Linked DNA regions of Homo sapiens: regions 2 and 3 are each linked to region 1. The links are chromatin contacts, found by Hi-C or POLR2A ChIA-PET in ENCODE. All regions are on one chromosome and are shown on one strand. The core of a region is the stretch at or near the end of the contact, and the rest is flanking DNA. Distances in the headings are between cores, read along the strand shown.

The links. Hi-C counts contacts between places; a loop is a spot of excess contacts on that map. ChIA-PET counts read pairs that join two places held with the same protein, here RNA polymerase II (POLR2A). Pooled maps may share reads with other maps.
Region 2: a map of heart left ventricle shows a loop between it and region 1 (5-fold over the local background). The contact joins the enhancer-like site here to the promoter of SH3RF1 in region 1. A Hi-C loop is called at or near these places in 11 of 168 maps with a recorded cell type or tissue (Caco-2, HepG2, IMR-90 and 5 more), 13 of 37 single-sample maps with no recorded cell type and 16 of 50 pooled maps. POLR2A ChIA-PET finds 5 or more read pairs at or near these places in 4 of 52 experiments (A549, Caco-2, IMR-90 and 1 more).
Region 3: a map of mammary epithelial cell shows a loop between it and region 1 (6-fold over the local background). The contact joins the enhancer-like site here to the promoter of SH3RF1 in region 1. A Hi-C loop is called at or near these places in 16 of 168 maps with a recorded cell type or tissue (B cell, Calu3, GM12878 and 13 more), 17 of 37 single-sample maps with no recorded cell type and 18 of 50 pooled maps. POLR2A ChIA-PET finds 5 or more read pairs at or near these places in 10 of 52 experiments (A673, AG04450, BJ and 7 more).

Annotation. Positions count from the first base shown.
Region 1 is chr4:169,269,696-169,272,211 of GRCh38, reverse strand. It overlaps SH3RF1 (SH3 domain containing ring finger 1), which reads left to right and starts at 1,256. Exons shown (of 12, transcript NM_020870.4): 1 at 1,256-1,353. RefSeq lists silencers at 626-775, 816-1,575, 1,816-2,035.
Region 2 is chr4:169,313,794-169,316,309 of GRCh38, reverse strand. The region is part of intron 2 of LOC105377529 (a long non-coding RNA gene); the gene reads left to right. Among named protein-coding and RNA genes, the nearest start is that of SH3RF1, 44 kb to the right of the region's middle. Within about 2 kb of position 1,254, at least 6 of the 41 ENCODE cell types and tissues checked have a DNase peak (open chromatin) inside an H3K27ac peak, as active enhancers do.
Region 3 is chr4:169,228,435-169,230,950 of GRCh38, reverse strand. The region is part of intron 2 of SH3RF1 (SH3 domain containing ring finger 1); the gene reads left to right. Among named protein-coding and RNA genes, the nearest start is that of SH3RF1, 41 kb to the left of the region's middle. RefSeq lists an enhancer at 789-1,468. Within about 2 kb of position 1,255, at least 9 of the 41 ENCODE cell types and tissues checked have a DNase peak (open chromatin) inside an H3K27ac peak, as active enhancers do; they include HCT116, PC-3, PC-9 and 3 more, where a contact is called at or near this core.

The DNA.
Region 1 (2,516 bases), core at 7-2,506:
CCTAGTTGGTGGCTGGGCAGAGATTTCTTGCATCATCTGTTGTAACCCTTTCTTCTTATAACCACCTAGTTTCTGCCCACCTTTGAGGAGGGGTATTTGGGATAACTTTTTGTAAATTGATGGTAAATGCAAATATAGTAATGTCAACTTTAGATCAGTGACAAAATTTTAACTTGCTTCTCCACTAAATCGAGACTGAAAAACCTCAAAACCTATGGACAAGATGTTTTTCAAAACTCCACTTCGGTTTACAGGTGTGTGCTTGGGGCAACCAAAACAAAGATTACTGCGATGATGGCAGCCACCCAGGCTCAGATAAAAGAGGCGCCTCTCAGCGTGCTTTGCGGTGCCAGCCCACCTGAGGTCAGACTCAATTCTCCCCACTTAGGGCAGGGATAACAGAGCCCCCGAGCCTGGGTTGGAAGTCCGTACTACCGTTTTCCTAGTCTTGGGCTTTGGGGTCAGCGGTCCTCCAGGCTTGCTCCGGTTTGGGTCCTGGGGTGACTGATGGCTGGGTGCGGACAGGTGGCCGCGGCACTGTCCCCATCGATTCACCACGCCGCTCTCGGCCCTAAGGGGCAACACTTCGCTCCGACTCTACCAAGTAAGTGTCCGGGGTGGGCAACCAGACGCAAAGCGCAGCGGGATCGGTTCCCGCCAGGGCTGCTCCCGCCGCCTCCGCGGACCCAGCCCCTCCCGCGCCGCGACTCGCCCAGCCTGGGGAGGAAGGGTCCGTCCAGGGCTCCCAGCCCCGCCGGGGGGAGGAGGAGGCGGCGGGACCCTGTCCCGGGGCTTCTTCCTGCTTCCCCCAGCCTCCACTCCCGCCGCCTTCCCGTCCGGTGGCTCCATTTTTCAGGCGCGTTCTCCTCAGGGAGAAGGCGTCCGTCCCCGAGCCTTCCCCTCGTAGTCCCCTGGGGGCCCCGCTCCCCATCCTCTAGGCTCTTGCAGCGCCCCCTCAGGCCGCCGCCCCAATCCCGCCCCCGGGCTCCGGCGGGGTACTGGGCGCAGGTCACCTCAGCGCGGGAGGCCGGCGCGGCGGCGGGTGGCTCCGAGAGGTGCCGCGCCCGCTCCCGGGGAAGGCGCTGTGGCGCGGGGCCGCCCCCTTGCGCCCCGGGCGCCGGCTGCGTCCCGGCCTCCTCCTCCTCTTCCTCCGCCCTCCTTGGCTGGGAAAGTGGGAGGCGGCGGCGGCGGCGTGGTGTGTGTGCGCGCGTGAGGGGGGCAGCAGAGAGGAGTCTCCCGGTGCCGCCGCGGCGTCAGAGACACTGCGAGCGGCGAGCGCGGTGGGGCCGCATCTGCATCAGCCGCCGCAGCCGCTGCGGGGCCGCGAACAAAGAGGAGGAGCCGAGGCGCGAGGTAGGGCGCGCGGCCGGCGCGGGGTCGACGGGGACCCAGCGTCGGCGGACCCCTAGCCGCGGAGAAGGCGGTGGTCTCGACATTCCCCCATCCCCGCCCTGGGTCGGTCTCTCTCTCCCCTCGCCCTCGGGTCCCCGTGGGCCGGGAATCAGGACCTGCGGAAGCGGAGCAGCCCGCGGCCTCTGCCTTCTCCGGGCAGGAAGCTGCCAGGGCTCCGTGCCGCGGTCTCCCCGGGCGCAGCCCAGCACCCCCTGCTTCCCGGATGGCGCGGTCTCTCTGGGGACTGTCGCCTTATCTTGGCTGGGCTAGAAAGCTGCTTCCCCGTGGCACTCTGTGGGGCTGAGTTTCGCAACTTAAGCCTGCGCATTTATTTTTAAGTCCTTGAAAACTTCCCGCAGTCGTGTAGAGGGATTTGTGTCCCCGGCCTGAGCTAAAGGGAGGCGGAGATGAGGGAGGCTGTAGGGTGAGATCCCCACGCCGGGACCGGCCGGGCCGCAGCCCCAGGCCGCGACCGGCTCCTGCCGGGTGCCGCCGACACCTGGCCCCGGGGTGTGTCTGCGGCGAGCGGCCGCCGCGCCTCCCTGCGGGCTTGGGAGTACCTGTGCTTGGCGCCGTGGGAGCGGGGGTGCAGCCCTGGGGCTCCCCCGCTCCGGCTTTGTCAAGAACAGCTGTTAATGCTCCCAGCCAAATCTTTTTACTCCCGTTCTCCTGGGCATTCACTTTTACATTTATTTTGGCGGTGGGGGGAGAGCGGCGCAGTAAGTGGCTTGCTTTTTCCTGAATGGCCTCATTTTCATATGCCCACAGTTTCCAGTCCAACCTTCCATTGTCGAATTCTTTTGGTGATAATTTTGCCAGCTTTTCTGAATGGGATTAGGACAGGCCGTTCAGAAATGTGTTTCAGAGTTTATCAACTACTGCCCTGAAGGGCGCTTTTCTGTTTTAGCTGCTTTCAAGCAAATCTGTGTCTTTTAGAATTGTCAACCTTCAGCTCTTTTTGGTTGGGCAAAATTAAACAGTTCTATTTTTAATAACAGCGAAGAAACATATGTATTTAATATTGGGATCATTTACCACGAGCGATTACATGAGGCATGGTTTCTTAAACGCTAAAGTGGCTTAAAAAAGGGAATTTAGTTGGATATAAAAGTAAATTTCAGGTA
Region 2 (2,516 bases), core at 5-2,504, 44 kb before region 1:
TGAAAAACACTTTCAATTACTGTGTCCCCTGGGAAGCACAGAATTCAAAAAAATGTAAGCATCACATAAATTAGAAGTCATATTAAAATTACCTTTCACCCTTTCAAACATCCAGACTGAACTGGACCTCAAAGCCTTCAGAAGCTACTTCCTCCCTTGGGATAAGCAAGTGGCAGCAGCAGCGGCTGTCAAGTGCTTCAAAGGGCTGGGCTGAGATAAGGGCCAGGGATGTCTCAAACTACACCAGTCTGTCGTCAAGGAAAAGCAAGGACCTGGAGGCACCAATTGACTCTTTGCAGCAAGGAAGGGCCAGGGCTGGACTTCTGGGGCAACACGACATTTTTCAACTGGCCTTTGGGGGAAACAAAAATTTCTTTGCCCTTTTCTAAGACCAGGGAAGCTAAGTTTCACTGTCTATTTTCCCTGGGATTTCTTCAAGAAATAATGTGCTGCAGGCATTGTGCAGCCTGCTTTATGGGGCCTCAATCTAGAAGCAGGGCCACAAATAGGATAGAACTACACAGCCACAGGGGATGGGAGAGAAAAACTGCAAAGAATCATGCAGTATAAACAGGATCTTTCTTGCATAAGCAAAAATGTTCCTGTGGATTCCCTTTCCCAGAGATGATTAAGTCTTATCTCATGGCAAAATAATTCCTTTCTCCATATCTGTTTGGGCAGCGCTATGAAAATAAGTCAAACTAAACTATTGGCATGATCGTATTAGTCTTACTCTCAGAGAATATTTATTCTGAGAGCTATCAGTTGTCTTGCTCATTATCTATTTGGGTAAATTTCAAGAAATTATTCCATCTATTATTTCTTTTTGTACTTTCTGATGTCTTCCTTTGATATTTAGGAAAATAATTTATTTACAAACAGGAATGGTTTGCAAATAGCTTTTGTTCTAAAAGAAAAACTTCCAGTACAGGCTGTAAATCAAGATGATCAGATGCACTGTTTTCCAGAGATGAATCTCCAGATTTTAAATGTTTGGGGGACTTTATATAGAGCTTTCAAACCCTGAAGAATATATCTTCACCTCACATCTATCTTTAGAGTTGGAAGGGTGAAGACACTTGTCTATAAAAAATGAAATGAGATCCTTGGGAATTTGATGTCAGGGGGTCTCCAGGAGAGTACACTGAGCAGCGGGAACGCGAGCATTTGAGTCACATGTTCAGGCAATGAGTCCGAGGGTGTTTGGCTGCAATTCAAGTGAGCATGGCGCTGGCCTGGAGCCAGAATCATGAGCTGCAGAAACCATTTGCACTTTGGACTGCCGGGAAAGTGCCGGTGGATTTTGGAGCATGCACATACAGGTTACCTCTGCAGAGCTCACGAACTCTCTCCCTGAATTCCTGAATCACAAGCTCTTTTTTACTATTCAGTTAATTTAGTCATAGTCCCATTTCTGTGCTTCAATTTTTAACAGAAGACTTGGAACAATACTTATATTCCTATACTTCACTTAAGGGAAATATTTGAAGGGATTTTATTAATTTATGAGCTGAAAAACCATATAAACTGTTTAATAGTTCCTTGAATAAGACTTGAAGTACCAAGGTGACATTTTCCAGGCATTAGAAACTTGACAAGCAAGTCCTCTGGTTTTGATATGTCTTTGTTTTACCACATCATGAAGGGACAAAGGAGCAGGGTGTTTAAAAAACTGTTGTTATTTAATTTCTTTGTGCTTACCTGTTTATTGGAGATGATAACACAGAACCTTCCTAGGTTGGGGTGAGGATCACACATATGCCAACAACATCTGGCAGATGGTGGGCAGTCAGTAAATATTAGGTTCCTTTCTTTACCCCAAAGTTGACCTGAAAGCTCTGAAATATGTTATTCCAGGCCATTCATTAACTATCAAATAAAAACCAATGATTTCTTAGAACACCAGAAATGTCTAAGAGCACAAGGATAACCCTCCTCATGGGTTCAGGATCATGAGGCAAACTGAGGAATATTTTAAAACTATAAAGTATATAAATAATACAAGAATAAAAAGACAATCCAGTTATTCAGAATAAACAGAGACCTTCTATAACTACACCACAAAAAGACCAATAACTCAATTTAAAAATGGGCAAAGGATCTGAATAGACATTTCTCCAAAAAAGGTGGCTGACAAGCACATGAAAATATGTTCATCATCACTGCCCATCCGGGACATTGACATCAAAATCACAAAGAGATACCATTTCACATCCACTACGATGGCTGCAATTTAAACATAGATAATAAGTGTTGGCAAGGGTGCGGATAAATTGGTACCCTCATACACTGCAGATGGGAATATGAAATGGTGCAGGCACTTAGGTAGACAGTGTAACATTTCCTCAAAAGGTTAAACATAGAGTTACCACATGACTCAGCAATCTCACTCCAGGTATACACCTAAGAGAAATGAAAACCTGTCTGAATCTGCATAACAGCAATACTCATAATAGCTAAAAAAATAGAAACAAGCCAAGTGTCTATCAACTGATAAATGGATAAACAAAATATGA
Region 3 (2,516 bases), core at 6-2,505, 41 kb after region 1:
GTTTATACTTGAGGGCTATAAACTTAAAAAATAATTGTCATTTTAATAGAATTTTTTAGAGGGGGACTCAGTAATTTTTTTTTTTTTTTTTTTTTGAGGTGGTTTCTCACTCTGTCATCTACGCTGGAGTGCAATGGCACGATCTCAGCTCACTGCAACCTCTGCCTCCTGGGTTCAAATGATTCTCCTTCAGCTTCCTGAGTAGCTGGGACTACAGGTGTGTGCCACCACGCCCAGCTAATTTGTGTATTTTTAGTAGAGATGGAGTTTCACCATGTTGGCCAGGCTGGTCTTGAACTCCTGACCTCAGGTGATCTGCCCATCTTGGCCTCCCAAAGTGATGGGAATACAGGTGTGAGTCACTGCGCCCACGTGGAATCAGTGATATTTGAATAATTGATACTTAATATTTTTAGCTTTGAGATTTTTTATTTTAGATTGAAATATTTCTATTTTTTATAGAAAAACAAATGAAAACTAAAGGAAATTTCCCATCTCTTTAGAATTAACCTTAATTCCTTTTAATTGAGTATTTATTACTCTGTATGAAGGAAAAAACATTTTGAAATGCTTTTCATAAATCTGTCTCTTGCTTATGTGTAGTGGATGGGGCATCCACGGCTCTATTTGAGGGTCAGTATTTTGAATCAGATACATTTGGATTCTTTATAAACATGGGTAGGTTCATTTAGCTGTGCACCATTTAAAGTCATATTGAATTAAACATTGTTTTTTATTTTATTTTTATTTTTGAGACAGAGTCTCATTTAGTGGCCCAGGCTGGAGCAGCGTGATCTTGGCTCACTGCAGCCTCCGCCCCTGGGTTCAAGCAGTCTCCTGCCTCGGCCTCCCGAGTAGCTGGGATTACAGGCATGCACCACCACGCCTGGCTAATTTTTGTATTTATAGTAGAGACTGGGTTTCACCATGTTGACCAGGCTAGTCTCGAACTCCTGACCTCAAGTGATCCACCCGTCTCCACCTCCTAAAGTGTTGGGATTACAGGCATGAGCCACCTCGCCTGGCCAAGCATTGTTTTTTAAAGGACCCACTCATGTAAATACAATTAGAGACAGCAGGAGCCTTTTCATATTTGTGTTGTTTCAAGTAGATTTTAATTGTAGTTGCAATTTGGCATTGATTTGACATTTGATATTTGAAATGCCTTTCATCCGTCGTATACTCTCAGGAGCATAAAGTGGGGCTGGTTTTGTTCCCAGTTGTGATGAGTAAGCTGTGGGGCTTACTCATGAGTAATACTCTGTGGAGATATGCTCTACATTAGTATTCACTTCTCACTTTCTTGCCTCAGCCCAGGTTATTTATAGGGATGTTAGGAAAACGTTCTGAAAACAGTGATGTTAAACAAAGTTAGAGGACTTTTAACACTTAGTATGCATTGTGACCCTCTAAAAGAGAGGCATGGTATACGTCCTTTTCCAAATGTATGTGGCCACCGAATAGGTTTTTTTTTTGGGTGGGGGGGTGGTATACCAATTTATGTTTCCAGGTGTTCTAAGGAACACAATTTGGGACACAAAAAAAAAGACATCATGTGTTGTACAATAAAGTATTATATTTAGATTGCTGTTTTGAAGAGTCAGAAAATTCTTCCTCTGATTGTTATTAAAGAAGGTGACCTACAAAAGTATTGGAGAATTGGGTTAAGTTTGACAAAAGAACTGTTTTTAATTAAATTCAAATGTTAATTATTCTAGGTAAGTCTCAATAAAAAAGGAATTATAAAGATGAGTTCAGTTTTCCACAAGCCACTGCACTCCAGCCTGGGCCGCAGAACAAGATCCTGTCTCAAAACAGAAAACAAAAAGCAAAACAAAACTCTTAAGTATGATTATATTACGTATCAAACCCTGTAAACTAAAAGAGCTCTTTCCTGGTGAGACTGTCATGCCTTTTTTTAAAAAAATAAATCAGGTTAAGCTGTTTTCAGGTTTGCACTCTTGGAACCATCTGGAATTTGTTTGTTTGTTTGTTTGTTTTTCGAAGAACAGAATTTTTTTTGTTTTTTTAAAGTAAAATTCTAACATTACAAAATTATAGGAGACACTTGTGGAAGTATTCATTAGAATTAGTCTAGAATTATCAAATTAGGGCAGGGAAATCTAAAAAACTTTTGGGTATGGGTGTGGTATATGTCTGTGAGTCTGTATGAAAAATAAAATAGAAAGTGTACTGATGGATGATTCCATGCTGCAGTAGGCAGACTAATGTGTCATTCCCTTTCCCTCCCCTCAAGATGTTTACATCCTAATCCCCAGAGCCGTGTGTTATTACATGGCAAAGAGTTAAGGTTGCTAATCAGCTGACCTGGAGAGGAGATGATGATCCTGGGTTATTTGGATGAGTCCAGTGTAATCACTGGGGCTTTTAGAAGTGGAATAGCGAGGCAGAAGACAAGGTCCGAGTGATGTTATGTGATGAGGAACTCAACCTCCTGTTGAAGATGGAGGAAGGGGCCCCAAGGCAAGTGATGCAGGCAGCCTCTGGAAGCTGGA